2 separate regions of the Homo sapiens genome follow, and region 1 is linked to region 2. Evidence: chromatin contacts called from ENCODE Hi-C or POLR2A ChIA-PET data. All regions are on one chromosome and are shown on one strand. Each heading gives the region's core, a stretch centred on a gene start or an enhancer-like site at or near the end of the contact. The rest is flanking DNA. Distances are from core to core; before and after follow the strand shown. Region 1 overlaps LNPEP (leucyl and cystinyl aminopeptidase). Region 2 overlaps ERAP2 (endoplasmic reticulum aminopeptidase 2).

Evidence for each region. Hi-C counts contacts between places; a loop is a spot of excess contacts on that map. ChIA-PET counts read pairs that join two places held with the same protein, here RNA polymerase II (POLR2A). Pooled maps may share reads with other maps.
Region 1: a loop to region 2 is called in a pooled map, with 3 times the contacts of the local background. The contact joins two enhancer-like sites. A Hi-C loop is called at or near these places in 2 of 168 maps with a recorded cell type or tissue (cardiac septum and heart left ventricle) and 5 of 50 pooled maps. POLR2A ChIA-PET finds 5 or more read pairs at or near these places in 3 of 52 experiments (T-cell, activated CD4-positive, alpha-beta T cell and activated T-cell).

Annotation. Positions count from the first base shown.
Region 1 is chr5:97,007,082-97,010,928 of GRCh38, forward strand. The region is part of intron 11 of LNPEP (leucyl and cystinyl aminopeptidase); the gene reads left to right. Among named protein-coding and RNA genes, the nearest start is that of LIX1-AS1, 65 kb to the right of the region's middle. Within about 2 kb of position 2,535, at least 5 of the 41 ENCODE cell types and tissues checked have a DNase peak (open chromatin) inside an H3K27ac peak, as active enhancers do.
Region 2 is chr5:96,895,368-96,899,765 of GRCh38, forward strand. It overlaps ERAP2 (endoplasmic reticulum aminopeptidase 2), which reads left to right. Exons shown (of 19, transcript NM_022350.5): 8 at 1,006-1,137; 9 at 1,365-1,496. It also overlaps a transcript of ERAP1 not described here. Among named protein-coding and RNA genes, the nearest start is that of ERAP2, 21 kb to the left of the region's middle. RefSeq lists an enhancer at 1,759-1,818. Within about 2 kb of position 1,669, at least 8 of the 41 ENCODE cell types and tissues checked have a DNase peak (open chromatin) inside an H3K27ac peak, as active enhancers do.

The DNA.
Region 1 (3,847 bases), core at 1,285-3,784, 110 kb after region 2:
TGTAATTTTGGGCCATTTGTTAAATACCACTATGAATGTCACACCACATATCTTCCTTTTAATTTACATCCTAAAGAAACACAAGGCTCTTGGGTTCTGTAGGACCCGTTAGTGATGCTTTGGATTGAAGAAAAGGGAAAATTTCTCGTTTGAATTTGGATCTGGTGTCAAAGCCTATATTTTTGAGGGGTGAGTGTAGCTTAGTGGTAAGAGAATGAGACTTTAGAGACTGCCGGGTTCAATTCTTAGCAGTACCATTGATCACTTATATGATTTTAGGCGAGTTATGTGAGCCTCATTCCCTCAGCTGTACAAAAGAGATAGTAATTATACTTACTTTATGTAGTTGTGGTGAGGATTAAATGAGTTCATTTATATGAAGCACCTAGAACAATGCCTGGCACATATTATGTGCTGTATTAATGTTAACTATCATTAACGTTATTGAAAAAGTAAATCTTTAATATATCTATATTACATAAAACCTTGAAAATGGAGAGCAAATCTTATTACCCTATCAAAACTATTCTTATGATTATTTGTTTATAGTCATTTTTAATAAATATTTGTACTTAGTCAAAATCATTATGTATATATGATTTCTGTATCTTGCCTTTTTTAACTTAACATATATAGTAATTGACTTAACCTACTTGATTCACCATTTGTTGTTATAAAATATTGCCTTAATTAAATATTTCAAATCTTAAAGGTTTTTCCATTATATGAAATTTTTTAAGGAATGCTTTTCAAAAATGAAGACTGCAGTACCTTTTGTGATTTGGTACATATAACCAAATCGCCCTTTTTATTGTGTAGTTACAGTTGATAATGCCACCTGAAATACATGAATGTGCCAGTTTCATTGCAGTTTTACCATAGTGGAGTGTTAAAGCAGCAACAATCTAATTATTTAAAATCCTAGTGGTAGTTGGTAATGTCATCATATCTTTGATAGCATAGCTGGAAGTACAAGGAATTGCTACTGTCTTTGAGTAAACAAAACTCTAACTTTGAATGAGCCGTAAAAGGATAGTCTCTAACCCAAGAGAGAACAAATAACCCCATCTCCCTATATCCTGAAGCACAGCTAAAACATGGCTGGAGTATTTGCAAGAAACTAATAAGGAAATTTTGCAAACTTTCTGATAGTATATTAATTTTCAGTGCTATTAGAAATAATTGGGCAATAAGAAATCTGCTTTTATTATCTGTTTTTTGTTTCATTGGTTGATTTTTTTGTTTGTTTTTTCTTGTTTTTTTTTTTTTTTTTTTTTTTTTTTTTTTGAGTTGGAGTCTTGCTCTGTTGCCCAGGCTGGAGTGCAGTGACAATATCATAGCCCACTGCAGCCTCAAACCCCTGGGTTCAAGCAATCCTCCTGCCTCAGCCTGCCAAGAAGTTAGGACCACAGGCATGTATCACCATGCTTGGCTTAATTTTTGTATTTTTTGTAGAGACAGGGCCTCACTATGTTGCCCAGGCTGGTCTCAAACCCCTGGCCTCAAGTGATCCTCCTGCTTTGGCTTCCCAAAGTGTTGGGATTACAGGCATGAGCCACCGCACCTGGCTCCTCTTTACTCTTTTTTTTTTTTTTTTTTTTGAGACAGAGTCTCGCTCTGTTGCCCAGGTGAGAGTGCAGTGGCGCGATCTCAGCTCACTGCAAGCTCCGCCTCCCGGGTTCACGTCATTCTCCTGCCTCAGCCTCCTGAGTAGCTGGGACTACAGGCGCCTGCCACCATGCCCGGCTAATTTTTTATATTTTTAGTAGAGACGGGGTTTCACCATGGTCTCGATCTCCTGACCTCGTGATCCGCCCACCTCGGCCTCCCAAAGTGCTGGGATTACAAGCGTGAGCCACTGTGCCCACCCTCCTCTTTACTCTTTACCTGAGTTTATTCTGAGCTTGTTGAGCTCTTTTTGAGAGTTTAACCCCATAGACTAGCTCATATTTTACTGCTTTAGCCTTCTAGGCCCTTACCTGGCATTCTGTGCTTTTGCCGCACAAAAATTCTATCAGCAACTCAAACATGCCATACTGCCTCTTTAGGTCTTTGCATATGCTATTTTCTCTCCTTAAGGAACACCCTTGCCTCCTCACTCCCTCGGCCTACTCCTGTTTATTCTTCAGATCTTAGCTCAGCCATTGCTTGCTCCAGGAAACCTTTCCTTCCCTGAAGACAGTTTAGATGCCCTACTTAGGTTTTTTAATAACATTCTCTACTTCTCCACTCATAATATACTGTAAGTACTGTTCACTCATATCTATCCTCATATTAGGTATTTCCCCCATTGACGGTAGTGATCATGGCTATATGAATCACTGTAAATCACTTTTAGCACTTAGTAGGCACACAAAAACTTAATGAATTAGTAAATTTTAGTCCATAATGAAGTGACTCCAGTCTCACTATAAAAATTTCTAGGAAAAGAACATGCAAAGCCTGATAAAATGATGTTTTCTTTTTCTCTTCCTCTTCTTAGTAAAGAGGAATATACAAAATTCACTAGAATATAATTGATTTAATCTAGAGCTGGAACTGGGCCAATACATGATGAAAGTAGTGTCTGTTACTTCCTCTTCTCAACTGTGTTATTTCCCTTGCTGCTGCTGCTGCTATTTTAATTCCTGCCATTTCGGGTTTAGAGAGTCCACATGAAAACTTCTGTCCTTACGTTTGACCCTGAGGACAGCTGAGCCTTCTTGGTTCCTAATGCTCCAGTGAGAATTACTCTTAATTTAACTGCATTTTTATTTTTTCTATTCTCAAAAGAAAGGTAGCAGAGAGGGTGACTTCAGGCTTCTTTTATGCTGTAATACTTTAGTATAGTGTATTATTTTGATGCTTGATGGTTGGTTAAATCTTTAATATATTTTCTTTCTTTTTTTAAATATATTTTCATGTGTTCTAATTCAAGGGTTGTTGGGTTAGTTCATTAGTTCAGTTGTATATAAGAGTTATGTTTGGTCAATGTATTTGTCTCCTTTTCTCACATACATGAGTTTTGAACAATTAGTATTTATTGTGCACAAGAAATGCTGATGGGGCCATTTTTCCAGTTTACATATTGAGGAATTATATTTTTTAAAGTTTCCCTCTTCCCTTTCTTCCTCCCTCTCTCTCTCTCTTTCTTATCCACATTTTACTCAGACCTAAGATCTTTAACTATAGGAGATTTTCGTATTAAATCTAATGCAAAACATTCATGTTTCCAAATGGATATCACTATCAGAAATACTGCTGTGAAAGTTAAAGATATGTCATTGGAAGAAAAGGTAATTAGGATGAAAGAAGGAAGGGCATATAGTAATTAAAATATTTATCATGTGCCATTCTCTGCTCTTGCCTTTTTTTCCCCTAATAAAGGAGAAAGAAAGGGGTATTAGAGAAGGGAATGCTTTTGAACAGGAGTGATAAAGTTCAATAGCATGTATGATGCTAGCCCTCTGGAGCAAACTGTACAGGAAATTTTGTAACTTTGTAGTAAAAACGGGTTTTTTAGTTTCAGAACTTTAGTTTTTTTGTAAAACAGTAGTTGATTTTCGTAGCTCATTGACAAATGGTTTTTAAAAATCACTGTTAGATTACTTCATCTGGGCTTCTGCCATTTAATATTGCAGTTGCTCACTCTTTTTTGCTACTCAATAGACTGAAAATTGAAGTGTTAATCTGTTGATGACTATAGTAAATTAAAAACATATGAGGGTAGCTTCATCCACGTTTGAGCTGTAGGATGTAGTTACTTCCCTTGTGTGCAAAGCTATTATTTTTCAATACCTGTGGTTTTAAGGTCCACCATTCTGGATCATTCAGAAGAACTGAAAGAGACTAATGATGTTGATTCTTT
Region 2 (4,398 bases), core at 419-2,918:
ACAATTCTGTGTATCATACTATATGGTGTAAAGAATCATCAATTCACTATTAAAATTTCAAGTGAATGTTAAACAGAAAAACTACATAATGTTGTGGTTTTTGAACATATGGCATTTTGTTTGATACACGAAACAGATCACAGAACTGGATGAAACATTGAAGGTTTTAGAAAACAATCAACATAAATCTGTCACCCCAAAGTCTGTAAAGAGAGAAGGCAAACTAATACAAATGTAGAACTGTGTATGTGGGTTGAGAGGAAAGAACATCACTGTTTGTATACATCTGCACAGGAATGCTCATGGCTACTAGGTACTATAGAGAGTTCTCGGCATGTAACCTGAAATCAACATCATTGGGGGTGTACTTTTCTAGAATTTCCAAAGGGTCTGCTGGCTTCCCCAAAATGTGTGAAGGGATTTCTTCAGGTACGTCTTTTTTAAAAACGAATATAGTGGTCTGAACACTACACAAATTTGCATATCAAGGTGGTTAGTAATGGTTAATTAGGTCTTTGGGATATATATTTAGTCCAGTACACTATAGACAGACATGGATTCAAAGTTAGGCTCTTCTTGTTACTGTGTATGTACTGAATTTGTGGCTTAATGCCAAAGCTTTATATATTCTTATTTGTAAAATGCATATACCATATCTCCCTTGCAGAGGTGTTGACAGGATTGCAGATGATAGGTCTAGGCACGTAACAAGTATTCACTAAATGGAAACCATTATTTTATTTCTGTATTCAAGGGCTGGTACATGATAAACATTCAGGCAATGTCTGAAGGAATATTGGATTTGTATCTTTTTAAAGTAGAGAAACTTTAAAAAGATGTATTCCCCTTTGGCCAAAGGGGAATACATACAAGAAAAGAAACATCTCCCAAGAAATATCGATTGAAATCTTACCTCTAAGAACATCTTACTAAACCTACTATGTTTTCTATTGCTTTTACAGTGTCAAATAGAAACTAAAACTAAACATTTTTCTCCCTGTTTAGGATGACTATTTTTTGAATGTGTGTTTTGAAGTAATTACAAAAGATTCATTGAATTCATCCCGCCCTATCTCCAAACCAGCGGAAACCCCGACTCAAATACAGGAAATGTTTGATGAAGTTTCCTATAACAAGGTAGTAAATATCAGGTGCAGGTGGAAGCTCTGCTTTCAGAAGTGTAATAATGACTATAGAATCAGCAGTTTAAGTCACTGGTGCCAGTTCCTGCTACTTGTTTCACTTTTTATTTGTTCACTTTTCAGACATCACACATGTTCCGTAAAATTTAAGCTTCCTTTAAAAACATACCATACTACCATTTTCTTTATCTCTTTTTTCAACTCTTTTGTTTTTTTTTAAAGGGAGCTTGTATTTTGAATATGCTCAAGGATTTTCTGGGTGAGGAGAAATTCCAGAAAGGAATAATTCAGTACTTAAAGAAGTTCAGCTATAGAAATGCTAAGAATGATGACTTGTGGAGCAGTCTGTCAAATGTAAGTCATATGTTGGGTAACGATAGACTGTTATTTAATCTAGAAAGTAACAGAATAATTGTGAATGTTTATAAATAGCTATATATTGTCAGTCAACCATATTTATTCTGCTTGCTATGTTGTCATGGTCTATAGAAGGCAGCACTTCCCTTTTTCCTCTAACACCACACTAGGATGTCACGCTGGGGTGGCCCCAGGGGCTCACTATTTGACCTGACTTTCTTTGGTTTCTCTTCTACGACTAATCCTACACTTTTATGTTCCCTTGATCTAAAATCTTTAAAATGTTGTAATTTCTACCATATAACACCTAATCTCTGGCAAATTTTAAGGTTGTCAACTGTATTCCCCAATGTGTATATATTTGTTGAGCAAAACTAATCTTCTCTCTTATAAGAAGAAATCTTGCTCAATCTCTAGATCATTGTGCCTATATTTCTAGTGCCTTTACTAGCTGAAATGCCCTTTCTTCTTTCCAACAATTCAAATGCCACCCAACTTTTAAGATCCAGCTGAGATTTCACCTCCTCCTTACAGACTGTTCCAGCCCTCATTCGTTTGCCTGTCTGCTAAATTCTTAGCAGTGCACTTATAATCTGTTCCACATAATAGTACCCTCTTTTATTGTTTTTATTAGTTCAATAATGATAATGTGCTTAAGAACAAAAATTGTGTCTATTCTTTTTTTAATGTGATAGCACCTAGCATATGTTGATCTTATAATAGTGATTAATAAGCAGTTAATGATTGATTAAAGAACTTATGGTCTGTCTTTGGGATTCATGTAGATAATAGGAAAGGCAAAGCAGAAAAATTCAGTTAATTCAGATGATTCTAATAATTATTAAAATATTTTAAAATTTCCAACTGCAAAGAAAATAATTTTTTATAGAACCATTAGACCCAGAGAACTCATACCTGTAATTAGAAGAACCCTAAGTCATTGTAGACAGAAGAGATCCTTTCTTTTTTACAAGCACTTGTGTCCCAGGGACAGTAATAATATTGTTTAATATTTCTGCAGCAGTTTACAGTTTAAAGACACTTTCATGGCCGGGTACAATGGCTCACGCCTGTAATCCCAAGACTTTGGGACACCAAGGTGGGTAGATCACTTCAGGTCAGGAGTTTGAGACCAGCCTGGCCAATTCGTGGAACCCCGTCTGTACTAGAAATACAAACATTAGCTTGGCATGGTGGTGCTTGCCTGTAATCCCAGCTATTCGTGAGGCTAAGGCAGGAGAATCACTTGAACCCAGGAGCTGGAGGTTGCAGTGAGCCGAGATTGCACCACTGCACTCCAGCCTGGGTGACAGAGTGAGACTCTGTCTCAATAATAATAATAATAACAATAATTAATAATAAATAAAAAATCAAAGTTAAAGAATAAAAAGCACTTTCATGTTGATTATCTCATTTGATATTTTTGTGCCCTTATAAAGCACACTTATGGTCCAACTGATGTGTGATTTTGTGGTTAAAGAAACAAAATCCAACAATCAAAAATTATTTCACAGCTCCTATTTTTTACTTGCATTTCTTGAAAATCCTGAGACATATTCAAATACATAGTTTTTACTTACAAAAATACTTATAGGCCTGGTGCGGTGGCTCATGCTTGTAATCCCATCACTTTGGGAGACCGAGGTGGGCAAATTGCCTGAGGTCAGTCTGGCCAACATGGTGAAAACCCATCTCTACTAAAATACAAAAAAAAAAAAAAAAAAAATTAGCCAGGTCTGGTGGATCACCTGTAATCCCAGCTACTCGGGAGGTTGAGGCAGGAGAATCACTTGAATCCAGGAGGCGGAGTTGCAATGAGCTGAGATCACACCACTGGACTCCAGCCTGGTGACAGAGTGAGACTCTGTCTTAAAACAAAACAAAACAAACAAACAAACAAAAAACATATAAAGATGCTCTTTACTATCCATTTCCATCACCCACCGTCAGTGGTCCAGACACACTTTCTCCATGCTTCCGCTTAAGCTTCTCAGCACCAAGTATTGTGTTGCTTCTGTCTCTCATCCCTCTCCATTTCCCTCTCCCTTGCCATGTGTGTGTGCATGTATGTATATTTGTAGACATCAGTTTAGCTCCCCTCCAACACGGAAGAATCTATCATTTGGTGTGCATACTGGCAGTAGAGGGTGGGAGTTAAAAAGAAAATTTGGCCAGCAATTACCAGATCATTTTAGGCCAGCAGTGTAAATTCCTGTGTTATTTTTTGTCACATCATGCTTATAATCATCTCAAAAGATAAAGTAATCATCATTACTCTGTGTTTATAAGTGAGAAAACTGATACTAAGGGACAGATTTGCCCAAAGTCACCAAGTCAGTGAGAAAATCAGTACTTAAAATTTGTCTTCTAAGTCCAATAGTTATTCAATTATATCACAGCTAGTTCCTAGTTTTAAGAAAAGTCCCCCATCAATCTTCCCCTAAAGGTCCTAGATTTTGACCAACTCTCTTCTGACACCAAAGGGCCCTGTAGTATTAAAATAATAAATTACTGAAAATATCTTGCCCACCATTGTGTCACATAAAGTCAATTCTAATACATGTCAATAGCAACTTGAGAATGAGAAGAATTAGTTGCTGTTATTTTTCATAAGATCATTTAAAGGCATTTGAGAGCCTTAGCACATTCTTCATTTTTTCTCATTTGCAGTTGCCCTTAAGTACTGGTTATTCAAGGGTCAATTGCCAAGTTGGTACTTTTCTTAATTCTTATTTTATTCCCAGTTAGTTCGAAATATTGTACACTCATCACATGCTGTTGTGATAGCCACTGTAGGAATACCTTGGTAAACAAAGGTGTTTCCCCTACTGTCAAAGAACTTGTAATATGTCAGGGGAGAGTTAACAGTACTAGACAGAGTTGCCTACATGCTAAATAG